Linked DNA regions of Homo sapiens: region 1 is linked to region 2. Evidence: chromatin contacts called from ENCODE Hi-C or POLR2A ChIA-PET data. All regions are on one chromosome and are shown on one strand. Each heading gives the region's core, a stretch centred on a gene start or an enhancer-like site at or near the end of the contact. The rest is flanking DNA. Distances are from core to core; before and after follow the strand shown.

Region 1 (7,732 bases), core at 118-2,617, 150 kb after region 2:
GGCATGTGTATCTGTATCTGTATGAGCGTGTGTGAGTGTGTGTGGTGTACACTGAGCCCTGTCCCACATGGTGGACACGTGGATGTCCTTGTGTGGCCCACTCTCCTCCTGAGCTTAATTTTCCCAGGAGTCACAGGGTCTGAATCCCGCCTGTACAGGGGTCTCCACATCAGTGGGCAGGTGGTGTGGGGTGCCCTGGCCTCACCCTCACTCACCCACAGGCGTAATCCGGACGGCTGTGCCTGACCTTGACCGCGAGAGCCAGGAGCGCTACGAGGTGGTGATCCAGGCCACAGACATGGCGGGTCAGCTGGGTGGCCTCTCGGGCTCCACTACCGTCACCATCGTAGTCACCGACGTCAATGACAACCCGCCCCGTTTCCCGCAGAGTGAGTGAGGCCTTCCCAGAGGAAGGCGCGTCTGTGTGTCTGTCTGTTACCCCATCCAAGCCACCTGCTGACCCCAGCTTCCCTTTAGACTTCCCACCAAAAGAAGGGCTTCCCCCTCTCTTTCTGTCTGTCTGTCTGTCCTCCCAAGCCACCAGCTATCCCCCAGCCCCCCTCCAACCATGCTTCCTACCAAGGAAGACCCCAGGGCTGTCCGATGCTCCACAGAGCCAAGTAACACACCATCACCTTCCCAGACCTCCTCTTGCTTCCGGCAGAGGGGGAGCCCCACCCATCCACCCTTCCGTCCATCCTCCAACCCCTCACTGGCCCCTGCCCACTCCCCTAGCCACTTGTTGGGCCATCCCATGCCGCTGACCTAGGCTTGCAGAGGGAAGGTACTGGGGAGAAAGGGGGCACCCAGGGATCTAGGCAGAGGCAGCTCAGCCCCCAGACAGATAGAGGTTGTGCAGAGAAAAACTAAGTCTGAGTGACAGGCATTTCCCTCCTCCTCTGAGCCTGGGTAGCGCGACTCTGTGCTTCTGAATTAGGAGGCCTTTCCACCCTCTGCCTCTGCTGGCACAGCGGGGGTTGGGGGATGTCTCCGGCCCAGCCTCCCAGCTCCCTATCAGCCCAGCCAACCCCTCTGTCCCAGGCTCAGGCCGAGAGCCACTACAGGGAAGCCACCAAAGCTGGCAGGGACTAAATGCCGCAGGAGCTGGGCTGATTCCTATCGGGTGAGTCATTACTTGAGGTCTGCTGCTCTCACATTAGGCCCCGCCACAGGGGACTGACCCCCGAGAGATAAGGGAATCCAATCCCTTAGCTGAGAGCGCAGCATCATTGTGGCCTACAGCCTCAGCTCAGACACAGAGCGGAGTGAGCTGAGCTCACCAACCGGCTTCCCGGTGCCAGGGAGCCTGGCACAGAAGCCATCCCACTGCCCAATCTCCCAGCCCAGCCCCAGCCCCTGAAGGCAGCCCCATGCAGACGGGTGGCATGGGTGGGACGCACCCCCACCCAGTCTTCTGCCCACTTGTGCCAGGCTCTGAATGAGCTCTGAACTGGAAGGGGTGGGGCAGAGCAGAGAGGAGGCCAGGGCCCCCAGAAGGTTTGCTTTCCTGCTCGTCATTCCTTTCCTCCTTCCTTTCTTTTTCTTTCCGTCTTTCTTATCATGAACTATGGCACACAAAAACAACAGTTCAACAAATAATTATAAAGCAAACAATCCTATGACCACCAGCCAGGACCCCAGAAGCCCTAATATGCCCTTTCCTGATCATAGCCTCTTCCCCAACTCCTCCCTCCAGTTAGCCACTACCTGCTTTTGTGATGGTCATCTTTTGAGTCTGTTCATCTACGCAGGCATCACCAGTCACAAGTCTAATTTCATCCATTTTTGAACCTTATATAAATGGGATGAATCATACAATACAAATTGTTTTTGTCTTGCTTTTTACCTCTCAAAATTGTGTTTATGAACTTATGTTGCTGGTAGCTGTAATTTATTCATTTTCTTTGCTGTATAGTATTCCATAATTATCTATTCTGGGGGTGGTGGACACTGGCATTATTTCCAGTTTGGGGCCATTGGGAAGGAGACTGCTTTGAACCTTATTGCCCCAGGTCTCCAGGTGCCCATTTGCACTTGTTCTCTATGGATACAGAGGAGTGAAATTGCTGGGTCATGGGATGTACTCATCTTTAGCTTTACCAAATAAAGCCAAACTGTTTTCCCCCATGAGGAAACGCACATGTCCATTGTACCACATCCTCACTGACTCCTGGTACTGTCACGTTCTTTGATTTGTGTTAATCTGGTGAGTGTCTACTGGTAACTCATGCTGGTTTTCATTCATACACTCACTAGTCCCTCACACATTTCATTTATGCGACAGCCTGGCATTCTGCCAGGCACTGGGAATGCCTGATGAATAAGAGATGTGGTCCCTTTCTTCCAGCAGCTCATACCCAAGAGAGAGAATAAACAGAAAATGAGAGTAAAAACGCAGTAATTCTAACAATGGGATAAGCTTGGGGGCCAAGGGAGCACAGGAGCAGAGCCTGGAGGTCTGGGAAGGTTCCCTGGAGGAGGTAACATTCAGTGAGACTAGAAGGCAGAGCGGGAATTGGGAAGGCAAAGGCAGAGAGGAGGACAGGGAGAGGGGATGCCTGGAGGTGAGAGAGAGTGAGTCAGTTGCAGAATCACAAGAACTTCAGCAAGGCTGAAGCTAGAGATGGAGTGGGGATTGGAGGATGAGGCTGGAGAAGCCAGAAGGGGCCAGGCAGTGTTTTGTAGGGCAGGCCAAGGGACTTGCACAACTCCATCCCAAGGGCAATGGGGAGCTATAAAAGGGATTAAAGCAGGGGAGTGGCATGTTCATCTCGTGTTTCAGAAAGTGCCCCACCCCGGCTGCTGTATGAGGATGAATCAGAGGCAGCCACTCCACGCAAGGGTTACCAAGACCTGTGGAGCCCCCAAGAGACACATCCCCACAGACCCTGCTTCAGCTAGGCTGGCCCATCACTTAGCAAGTCATCCTCACCTCGACCTCAGCTCTGGTTGGAGAGCAAGCTGCAGCCTCCATCCCATCTGATCTCATTCCTTCTGGTTTCCCCTCTGCTCCTCCCCTCCAGCCACACAGCCATCTTGCCATTCTTCCAACATGCCAGGCACAGCACCCACCTCAGGGCCTTTGCACCTGCTGCTCCCTCTGTCTAGAATACTCTTTCCCAAATATCTGCTTGGCTCGCTCCCTCCCCACCTTCTGACTTTTGCAGAAATGTCATCTTCTCTGCAAGGCCTTTCTAGATCAGCCTATTTAAAACTGCGCAACACCCTCATCAGCACTCCCACACCTTCCCTGCTTTATCTCTCTCCTAAGTACCTATCACCATTGGACATACCATATGTTTCACTGATGTGATTGTTTAGTGTCTTTCCCTTTCTATTAAGAGGAAAGCAACATGAGAGCTGAGATTTTGGTCCATTTTATTTGTTGCTGTAACCGCAGTGTCTAGAACCGCATGATGTCTGGGGGCATCATAGGTGCTCAATGTATACATTGAAATGAAGGAATAACTACCGTTAACATCAACAGCAAAATCACTATGAAGCCCCACCATTTTAACACAATTTATTCTATTTCTTGAGTAGCTACCAAGTGCCAGGCACTGTACTAAGCATGTTACAGGCGTCATCATCTAAGTTAGTTGCCATAAACACACAGCTGTTAGGAAGGCACCATCGTTATTTATTTCCATTTTACAGAGGAGGAAACTGAGGCTCAGGGTTACACAGCTAGGACTGACTCCGGAGTCTTAGCCTTTATCACTGTGCTCCTCTGTCCCTGTCACTGGCTAGGTAGGGAAACTGAGGCCCAAAGAACTGCAGGCATTTTACCAAATCAACCAGTGAATAAACCCAAAGGTCAGAATTTAAACCCTCCTTTTGCACTGCCACCCAAACTTCTGCAGGGGACATTCCTCTCCCAGCCCCCATTCTGGCCAAGCTGAGAGCCCCTTTCAGGCACTGTCCTCCATAGAGGCTCACCTGGGCCCCCTTGTCCCCTCCCCCACTGCTGGCAGAGGCTGGGGAAGGGGCTGCCTTCATCCCTGCTCATGGCCGTGTCCCCCACAGAGATGTACCAGTTCAGCATCCAGGAGTCAGCCCCCATTGGAACGGCTGTGGGACGTGTGAAGGCTGAGGACTCAGACGTGGGAGAGAACACAGACATGACTTACCACCTTAAGGACGAGAGCAGCAGCGGCGGCGATGTGTTCAAGGTCACCACAGACAGCGACACTCAGGAGGCCATCATCGTAGTGCAGAAGGTGCAGCTGCCTCAGGAGGAATGGGGGAGGCAGGCCTCAGGGGTGGGAGGATCAGGGAGGCCTCTGGGCAGCCGAATACCCCCACCTCACTCCACTCAATGGATTAGTTCTCTCTAGAGGTCCAGGACCAACCTGGAAAAACACTGATGGTATCATTCCCCTTTTGCAAACCAGGCATAGAGAGGTGAAGTGACCTGTCTGAGGTTGCACAGCTGGTTCTCAGAGCCAGGGTTCAATCCAGATGGGAATCCACACCCTCAAACACTCTGACGTGTGCTTCACATCCTTGCCAGCCTCTTCACACTCCTCATTGCCTTTAATCCTCATATTTCCCTCTGAAGCTGAGGTTACTATCCTCATTTTTATAACTGAGAAAATAGATGCTGAGAGAGGTAAAGGGGCTTACCCAAGGTCACACCTGTAAGGCACATGGTAGAGATTTGAACCCAGGTCTAGTGACTCCAAAGCTCTTTCCTTCCTGAGTCTAACAGCCTTCCTTGCCCACTGGCTGGCCCAGGAACCAGAAACTCAAACTGCAAACTCAGCGATCCCTAGGGAGGTCAAATAAAGAGGCAAAAATCCATCTTCCAGGATTTGGTCAGGGGCTTGGCAACTCAGGGCTGCAAAGGCCATTAAGACCACCCACTCCGACCCCACTCTCCCATGGGAGGTCTAAGTCCCCTGCACTGGCCCACAAGTGGTCATAGGCCTTTGTTTGTATATCTCCAGCGACAGAATGCTCACTTTCTGCCACTGTCCAGCTCTTCTTCCTCCCATTCAGCCGGCATCTGTCTCCTTAAATCTGTGCCTATCAGCCTGAGCTCTGCCTTCCAACATCTGCCCTCAACAGTCCTTCTTTTGCTCAGCAAGCACATAATGACCCGCTCTTTACCTGGCATTGAGGGCTTGAGGATAGACAAAATGCCCAGTTCCTTCAGCTCCTTTCCAGAGGATAATAATATAATAGCTACTACTTGTGATAAAGTGCTTGCCACATGCCAGGCACCCTTCAACTACTTTCTGCGTATTAACTCATTTGATCCCTTCATCAACCCTCTGAGATGCTGTAATCGTTCATTTTATAGATGAGAAACTGAGGCCCCAAGAAGTTCGGTAACTTTCCCAAGGCCATGCATCTAGTATCGTTCAGTAGGGATACGGGCTCAGGGGGTCCAGCTCTAGAATCTCCCTTTTTTAAGCACTAGTGATTTTCAGTCTTTTGATCTCCGTTCATCCTTAACTGTTAGATGAGCCCATTTTACAGATGGAGAATTGGAGGCCCAGAGAAACCCAGCTTCACAGAGCAGCAGAATCAGGCTTCAAACTCAGCCCGGGGACTCCAGCACAGCATTTGCTCTCATCCCCTGGGCTGCTTAATCTCCCCCACCCCCAGCTCTCAGGCCCCCTCCTGCCGCCCACTCCAGCAGTGGCGCCTAGGGTGTCTCTGCGGAGTCGGTGATGGCTCAGGGAGCAGACTGATGGCCTGGCTCCAGAGTCCACCACTCACTCCTAGGCCAGGCCACCGCCTGCCTCCCTGCATCCTGATTTCCCAGGCAACAGGCTGGAGGCAGGACACGGCTGTTTTTGCTGCTGGAGAAGTCGGGGGTGGGGGATTCTGAGAGCAATGGGGGGACCCCATACACAGGGTAGGCACCTGCCTGTGAGTCTCCTGGAAGGTCACTCTTGCCAATCAGATCGCTCCCCCACCATGTAGCTGAGGTCCCTGCAGCTCCACGACATGGCTTTTTCGTTGCTATAGGCAGTGTCTTTAGACGGTCAGAGCTAACACACAGCCATGGAGCTCATTCATCAGAGGGTCACCCATTAGCACCCCCCGATAAGAAGCACAGGCTCAGCATGGATTTAGCCAGATCTCAGAGGAAAGCTCTAAGGCAGCCCGGCTTATCGGGCTCAACTCACATTAGTTGCTAACTCCTGCATACCAGGGAATCCTGGCTCTGCTAGGGACTCACTCACTGCCCGGTGACTTGGGCAAGTTACTGAGCCTTTCTGGGCCTCGTTTTCCTCATGTGTAAGATCAGATCATAAGAATACAAGCCTCTTAGGGTTGATGTCAAGTTGAGTTAATATACTTAAAGCACTGGCACACAGTAGGTGCTTTGTGTTCGTGAACTAAACTAATGAAATATGCCGCCAACACTGCGCTGGGAAGCAGGAAGTTTGGGTGCTCAGCGCGTTAGCCTGGAGTGGCTGTGTCCTTAGGCAAGACTGTCCTCGAGGATCCTCAGTTTCTCCACCCGTAACCCACCGGGTTGGTCTGGGTCAGTTCTGCAATGCAGCCCAAACATCCCTGCCGCCCCTGCTGAGACAACGTGTGACCTTGGGCCAACCCCGCCTGCCTTGGCCTCCCTCGTGAAGGCCTCAGTGTCCACCAGACCCCACCCACTAACCGGCCCTCTGCTCCCTCCCGCAGCGCCTGGACTTCGAATCCCAGCCCGTGCACACCGTGATCCTGGAGGCCCTCAACAAGTTCGTGGACCCCCGCTTCGCCGACCTGGGCACGTTCCGCGACCAGGCGATCGTGCGCGTGGCCGTGACCGACGTGGACGAGCCCCCCGAGTTCCGGCCGCCCTCCGGCCTCCTGGAGGTGCAGGAGGACGCGCAGGTGGGCTCCCTGGTCGGCGTGGTGACGGCGCGGGACCCCGACGCCGCCAACCGGCCCGTCCGGTGAGACCCCCGCCCGGGGCCGACGCCTGCTGCCTGCTATCCCGCCATCACCCCCGCGGACAGACTGCGGGCAGAGGGGAGGAGGGCTGGGGCGGGCAGGGCCGAAGGAAGGGGCTGCGTGGGGGAGGGAGGCGCGGAGAGAGGCGCACGGGTGGAGAGAAACAGGCACGGAGCCAAAGAGCCAAGGAAGCAGATGTGAGAACAGTCAATGAGACAGGCAGGCGAGCCAGGCCAATAAGGGAGAGAACCAGGAGGGACAGACACAGAGGCGGGCACTGCACTGGCGGGGTCTCCGCGCTGCTGGCTGCAGCCACACTGGCTCCCTGATCTCTCGACTGGGCCATCCCTGTGCCCAGGACTCCCCCAGTCTTCTCCCTGCACCCCCTTCCCTCTCATCATCTCCCTTGGTGTTCCGCTAGACACCTCAAACTTAAGTTCAGAACTGGGTTCCTGGTCTCTCCATCAAAAGAAAAAAAAAACCCACCAGTTTGCCTGCCGTTATCTCCATCTTGGGAATGACAGCTCTATCCTTCCAGTTGTTTAGGTTAAAAACGTTGGAGGCATCCTTGCCTCCTCTCATTCTCTCATGCCTCCCTTCAATCCATTAGCGAATTCTGCTGTCTCTACCTTAAAAATGGATCCAGAATCTGACCACTTCTCACCACCTCTGCTGCTACCACCTTGGTCCCGACCACCGTTTTCTCTTGCCTGGAGTATTGCAGTTGCCTCCTTGCTGGTGTCCCTGATTCTGTCCTCACCCCTCTTTAACCTAGAATTGTTGCAGGAGCCAGCCTGATCCTGCTCAAATGTGAACTAGAGCCTGG
Region 2 (6,782 bases), core at 4,283-6,782:
TACCCATCTTGTCTAAACCAGAGTCTAAGACTGGTCTTTTAAGTTTCTTAATTCATAAGTTCCCCCGCCCCCCCATCCCCCACCATCTTTTCCTTTGCAGTTTATTAGCTGAAGAACCAGATTGCTTGTTTGGTAGTTTCCTAGCATCTGAATTTTGCTGATTGTTTCCCCGTGGTACAGTTTAACTTGTTCCTCTGTCCCAGATCTGTACATTGGAAGAGGGATCTAGAGGTTTGATCCAGTTCAGGTTTAACTTTTTTCCTGGCCAGTGTCATCAGTGGTATTATGTTCTATCAAGAGGCACATAACGTCTGGTGGTCTCTCCTTTTGTGATAATTAGCAGACTGTTGAAGCTCAGTGCCTCATTCCATCAGTCAACTAAGGTTTGCAAACTCATGATATTTTGATGCAGTCATTGCTTTTCATTTATGAGCTGAACCATGAAACTTGCCCTTATCTACTATTGGTTTCCCAGTGGTACAGTTTATATAGGAAACGAGAATAAATGCTGATTCTTCTTTTATGTACTTACTTTCAAAATAATGAGTTAGTTCCTTGGTATCATGCAACAGTGACCAATTTTGTGTGTGTGTGTGTTTTGTTTTGTTTTTTAATTGTTAAGACATTCCTATGCCAAATACAGCACGATAGAAGTTGTTAGTCATCTTGGTAATATAAAAACTTTTAGGATAACTTACAGTCATGGATCGTGACCTTCCAGGGTTCTGAGTGTTGAAAATGACTTTTTTCCAATCTTAAAAATATCACAACATCTTTGATGTGACTTGGGCAGGGAGTGGGTAAGTTAAGGTTGATTTATGCTGGGCCTCATCTCCAGCCACACTTGTGGCCGCCTAGGAGCATTGATGACATTCATCTGAATCAGCATGTTTGGTGATGATGCCGAGTCACTAGGACTTTGGCCAAGATCTTGATGTGCAGACCCCAGGCTGTTCCATCGCTCTAATTTAAACCCTTTCTCCTTCAGGAGGTGTTGGAATTGGCCTTCTCCATCCTGTATGACCCTGATGAGACCTTAAACTTCATCGCACCTAATAAATATGAGGTGAGCAGTGTGGCGCTGCCTTAGACAACAGAGCTATTTCTGTAACTCTTCAGTTGGTGGCAGGAATGAGCAAAACAGGAAAGTCCCCTGTGGTGGGTGGCTGCAGTGTATATTGAAGCCTAGGAAGGCTTTGAGAAGAAGGTGGCATTTCAATAGGATGGGAATGTCTCAAAGGAGGAGCTGTGGTTGGGGGGGCACCCAGATGAAGCAGCAGGTATCATTACATAATGCTGGACCTGAGGTTCCTCCAGGCGCATTGGGTGGCTGCCAAGGATCTGTCACACTCTGGATTGTTTATCTGTGAGCTGGGCTCTCCACATTACTCTTCAGCAGCAGCCATAGGTTGTCATTACAAAGATAAGGTCAACTAGGAATGAGTCATTTACCTGGGACTGGGAAAATTCTCCCCTTTTCAGTTTCTCTGTGGTCAGCTACCCAAGAGAACTTGACAGATCCTTCCTCCTAGGGGCTCCTGGTCACATGTTGTAATGGATCCAGTGTGGACTTTGAAGCCAGATGGAACTGGTCCTTCTGACAAGGGCCCTGTAGTTCCATCTGCAGCACTGGAAGATACTAGATATTAAATGAGTGATTGCATTTGAGACCCTATGTGCCTGGTGAGCTCTGAGAGCCATCACTGGGAACTAGAGGTGGGACTTCTGGCAGAGGAGACACTTGGGCAGGGCCTGAGCTGCCGCTAGTGGAATTTGGTTGAGAGGAAATGAAGAACAAGCAAGTGGGGAACCAGGTGAGCAACGGTGTGGAAAAAGGAAAATGGCAGCAGAGGAAGCAGGAAGAGTCAGGGAGCGGTGGGATCAGAAGGCTTCCTGGTCACCCCCTCTTAGCATGAGACCCACCAGTTCCATTTCTTTAGTATTTACTCTTTAATATGTATTGACTGGATTATTTTTAATTTTGTTTTCGGGGGGGCGGGGCACAAAATTGAGATCCCACAGTGACTTCTGTTTGTGTCTTGCTTCTTTTCACCTAATACATATTTCCCTTCTCTCGCTTCTGATTTTGGGTAACTTCAGGTAGATGATGCCCCAGTACTCAGATCTCATTTTGCTGTATTCGTTTATTGCATTTTTAGGTTCTCCTTCATATTATTGTAAGGAGTTGTAATATAAAACCCCTTATAAAAACCAGATCTCTTGAGAAAGTGAAGGATCACCTCCTAATTTATCTTTGCTATCATTCCAAATCAGTTTTGCCTATACTGATTAGTTCCAAAAGGAACTGTTGTGAGCCCCATCAGAAAAGAGACCTTGGCAGGATCTCCTGCTGACCAGGGGTCACGATGTGACATTTTGCAACTTGCTCCCCACAGTACTGCATCTGGATTGATGGCCTCAGTGCCCTTCTGGGGAAGGACATGTCCAGTGAGCTGACCAAGAGTGACCTGGACACCCTGCTGAGCATGGAGATGAAGCTGCGGCTCCTGGACCTGGAGAACATCCAGATTCCCGAAGCCCCACCCCCCATCCCCAAGGAGCCCAGCAGCTATGACTTTGTCTATCACTATGGCTGAGCCTGGAGCCAGAAACGACGGTACCCAGGAGAAGGGATTTTGGGCCCAGGAGAAACACTTACATTCTGGTGCCTTGTCTTTTGCTTGTACAGAATCTGTAGTGATTTTGGTGGCCAGTAAATGCCAGCCATTTCTCAAACCCACCTCGGACCACCCAGAGTTTCCTCTTGGTCCCTGTCTACTAAGAGTCATGAAGGCAGGGTGCTCTGCCCACTCCATCACCATGAAGCCTGGGATTGGGCCACGAGGAACAAACAGCAGATGCCCTTGCCTTCCAGTCCAAGAAACTGCTTCTTGAAATGGATTTAACAACAGCCACTCACCTTTTCCTCCTGAGCCTGCTCTCTGATCAGCTGGATCCCCACGTGAGCAACAGCTGGCCCAGGAAAGGCTGCCTGCAGAGGACAGGTGTGTTGGGCGTGTTGAGAGCCTTGAAGTGACTACCTGTATCTTAGATCTGAGTACAAGCCTGAGGCTTTTGCTTTTGTCTTTTTTGATGAGGGCTCACTCCAGCTTCATATGGTGCCAAGACGTTGCTGCTTCTGAGGTTGGCTCTAACATCTCTGGTCTTTAGAGCCACCAGATCTCTCTGGCCCATACAGATATCAGAGCAGACGGAAATTTCTCCCTGCAAGCGCTCAGTCTCATCCCAGCAAGTCAAAGACCTCCTGGCCAAGTCCTGCCCTCTTAAGTCTCCAGGAACGCTGCAGGGAAAACCCAGCTGAGGCCTGGGCCTAGACTGTGGTGAGGTCACTAGATTCTACTGCTCTTCCCCCACATTAATACCTTTTCCTTCCTCAGAGAGAAATCTCCCCTAACCTGAATTGCAGCCCCCTCCAGTTTGCTTTCCTTTGGCCTTCCAGACCCCAGGAAGTTGGCCTTCCCTTCCTAGTGCTATGGTTTCTGCCATTGGCCATGATTTCAGGGAGCTGGCTGAGGCCGGCTGAGGCCACACCTGTGCCAGTGGGGCTTCCCTGGTGCTGCAGCACTTGTAAACCACACACACAGCCTCTCTCCCTGGACATACGTTAGCACATTGGCATTCAGTATTGGTGGCCTGGCATGGTAGGTACTACCCAATGAAGAGTGTACTATATATTTTCATTACTATAGGCCATACTTATACAGACGTGTATATATATTTATATAAGATCTACCTATCTTAGGATGGAACCTTGGGGAAAAATAAAATTGAGGGGAAGTAAAAAGTATGTAACACTTCCAGTTGTGAGCCAAGATTGTAACCAGAGAGCAGCCAGGAGCTTCCTGTCAGTAACCATGTTTTCAATAAATACTCTTTCATGTACAAACTGTGGTTCCTGTTAACAGCTGTTTGTCTGTACTTGCCCCCTGCCCAATGGTGAAGATTTCACCTTGACAAGACTTGATCTCCATGTATCTGGGAGACTCTGGAGAGCTCCAGCTGGAGCCCTTAGTCACCTTCCAAGAGTCCCTTCCTCCTCATCATTCGCTCCTCCCACACATACACACACACAGACACACACCTGCTGGTTAAGAGTGTTCACAGATTGCTGCACTGGGACGAAGCGTTTTCTGCTCAACCCTGCTGGGTACAGCAAGGTAAGGCATACTGTACACCCCCATGAACACATCCTCCCTCTTCTCCCTGCCAGGGACACAGCCAGGGAACAGCTCGAGTACTTGTGCCTTACAAAGAAGACACGCTCTTTACCCTGTGTGTTGCCTGTGCATAGTGCCCAGCCTTCCAGCTGGTGTTTTAGGCTGTTGCTCCAAACCTTGGCCTTGGTAGCTGGGAGACTTAAATGAGGGTGGTGATGAAAATAGATCTCTTGCCTCTGAGAGAGAAGGGTGTGAGGACAGGCTCTTTCAAAAGGCATAGAAAGTGCATGCAATACAAGCCTGAGGACTGAATAAAGCCAAGACCTTGGGCAGTGATGGGTACCATTGTAGGTGCTTGGTAAGCACTGAATGAACTAATGCCTGCATGATGCCAGCTGGCGGCGGTGACAGCCGCAGTTTGCATAAAACACTGCTTACACTCTGGCCTTGAGCCTTCTGTTCAGAGGGGCCAGGGATCCCAGCTGAGTCACTTGTAAGGATCCATGTTTGCAGCTGGTCTTACTGCCAGAGAGCCCAGGAGGAGGCTAGAGGAGGGCGAAAGGCACAAAACTGGGTCTGAATGTGCAACCCTAGCTTGCCCTGGCCTAATGTTCTTGACTGCAAATGCTGCCCTTTTAATCCATCCCGCAAGATGAAGAAAATCTGAACTCCCTAGGCTGGCATTTTGGGGCCACTGCAACCTGCCTCTTGGCTACTTTAACCACCACAGTTACAAACAACCTGTGAGCCCCAGGCACGGCTGGAGCTTTCTCACCCTCCTTTAGGATTCTCCCATTTCCTCTATCTGGGATGCTCTCTCCCTACTCAACCTATTGAAGTTGAGATAATTCTTAGAAAGTTTCATACAGAAAATATTTCACAAATGTTTCGTATTACTTCTGGATCGCCCAAGTTTTAAGTTGTAATGGCCCCAGCTGGCCTGAGCTCCCAGAAGAAAAAGCCCATGAGATACTTATCTTCGTGGTTCATTCCATGGTTGCCCAGCATTAGACTGGACATAAGAAAAACAATTTGTTCAGTAAAAGTAAACAAGTTACCATTTTTTGGATGCTCACTGTATGCAGAACACTAGCAGGCACCGGGGTTCCAAAGCAAGCCCCTGATTGAGCGCGGGAGAGACGCAGACAATTACACGGCTGTGCTCTGAGCCTGAGGGACTTCGCGGAGGACAAAACTACGCTGTACCTCAGAAAGACCAGACCACCTCAGAACCCGACCACAACAGACGCCCCGCCCCCGTGCTGCCCCGCCCCGCCTTTTCGCCCCGGCTCCGCCCAGCCCCTGGGTAGCTTCCGGCGGAAGTTACCGCCCGTGCCGCGGTTCGGCGGCGGCATCCGGCCTCGCACTTCCGGTGGGGAGATTCCGGCCTGGAGCTCCCAGGGCCGAGGTGAGTGGGTGTGCGGCCGGCCTCCCGGCGCACTCCCAGAGGCTGGGGGGCCGGGGCTGGAGAAGGGAAGCGGGCTCCCCACCCGGGATCTGCGCGGGTTGACATGGGGCACGCCACGCCCCTGCCCCTCCCCGGGCCTCAGTTTCGCCGTCTGTGGAGGGGGCAGGGGTCTCCAAGCGCCCTCCTGCAAGGCACCTGCCGGACGCCGGCTCATCTGGTATTTCCTGAGCACCTGCGACGTCCTGGGTGCGGGACCCGGGCCGGAATCGGACACGGCCCTGCCCTCTGAGGGGCTGCTTCCCGCGGTGGGATTGGGGCGGGCAGTAAACACGTGAGCAAACAAGGAAACGTCAGAGGTGGGAGTGCCACGAGGATTGGGAGGGGTGGGGCATTGGAGAAAGTATTCAGCCAAGCGGAGGTCTGCGGAAGGGAGCTGAAGGCAGGAAGAGCAGCAAGTAAAGAAAAACACAGGTTTGATGTGTTTGACACGTGGCAGGGGGCCGCTGTGGCGGGTGCTGGGACCAGTGGCAGAAGAATGAGGTTACAGAGGCCTTCCTTGTGGACCAGGCTGAGGAGCTGGGCTTAGCCTTAGGGCATGATCTGTTTCGTGTGCCATCTCTCTGGCTGCTTTATAGATTCCAGGCCTTAGGGGCGAAAGAGGAAACAGGGAGACCAGTTAGACCAGTGGCAGTCAGCAGGTGAAAGATAATTGTGGCTTAGACTGTGGTAGTGGGAATGGAGAGGAAGAGAAGTAGAGGGGTCAAGAAGTGTATTGAAAGTGGAACTGACAGGGCAGGATTTGAGAAATGACAGAAATAAGTGGTCAAAGATGACTTCATCATAGATTTTTGGTTTTGGCTTAAGTAACCAAGTGTATTATGCTGGCATTTACTAAATGACTTTGGGATAGATTGGGAGCGTGAGAAATAATTACGAAATCTTCTTAGGGCATCTTAAGTTTTAGATATTTGGAGTGCAGCTACCAAATAGGCAGTTAGATATATGAGTCTGATACAGAAAAGGTCAGGGCTGATGTAAAGAATTTAGAAATCATTGGCAAGTGGATTGGGTAGGATGAGATTATGTAGGGTAAGATTTAAGAGAGAAGAGAAGCCAGGTTCCAAGCTTTAGGCACCCAATTTTTATAGATTGAGTTGACAAGAAGGTGCCAGCAAAAAAGACCAATAAGGAGTCCA

The links. A loop is a pair of places that touch in the nucleus more often than their neighbours do. ChIA-PET counts read pairs that join two places held with the same protein, here RNA polymerase II (POLR2A). Pooled maps may share reads with other maps.
Region 1: a pooled map of gastrocnemius medialis shows a loop between it and region 2 (1.9-fold over the local background). The contact joins the enhancer-like site here to the promoter of SLC35H1 in region 2. A Hi-C loop is called at or near these places in 1 of 168 maps with a recorded cell type or tissue (CD14-positive monocyte) and 2 of 50 pooled maps. POLR2A ChIA-PET finds 5 or more read pairs at or near these places in 3 of 52 experiments (A673, CD4-positive, alpha-beta memory T cell and Panc1).

The regions. Positions count from the first base shown.
Region 1 is chr20:46,209,483-46,217,214 of GRCh38, reverse strand. CDH22 (cadherin 22) reads left to right here. Exons shown (of 12, transcript NM_021248.3): 5 at 222-389; 6 at 4,027-4,220; 7 at 6,655-6,908. It overlaps LOC124904916 (a long non-coding RNA gene), which reads right to left. Exons shown (of 3, transcript XR_007067611.1): 3 at 4,443-4,771. Among named protein-coding and RNA genes, the nearest start is that of CD40, 95 kb to the right of the region's middle. RefSeq lists enhancers at 1-293, 832-1,368. Within about 2 kb of position 1,367, at least 5 of the 41 ENCODE cell types and tissues checked have a DNase peak (open chromatin) inside an H3K27ac peak, as active enhancers do.
Region 2 is chr20:46,363,175-46,369,956 of GRCh38, reverse strand. SLC35H1 (solute carrier family 35 member H1) reads left to right here and starts at 5,532. Exons shown (of 10, transcript NM_015945.12): 1 at 5,532-5,586. It overlaps LOC124904917 (a long non-coding RNA gene), which reads right to left and starts at 5,418. Exons shown (of 3, transcript XR_007067614.1): 1 at 5,237-5,418. It overlaps ELMO2 (engulfment and cell motility 2), which reads left to right. Exons shown (of 22, transcript NM_133171.5): 21 at 989-1,066; 22 at 2,397-3,907. The coding sequence ends at 2,597. RefSeq lists an enhancer at 1,138-1,367 and a silencer at 5,392-5,811.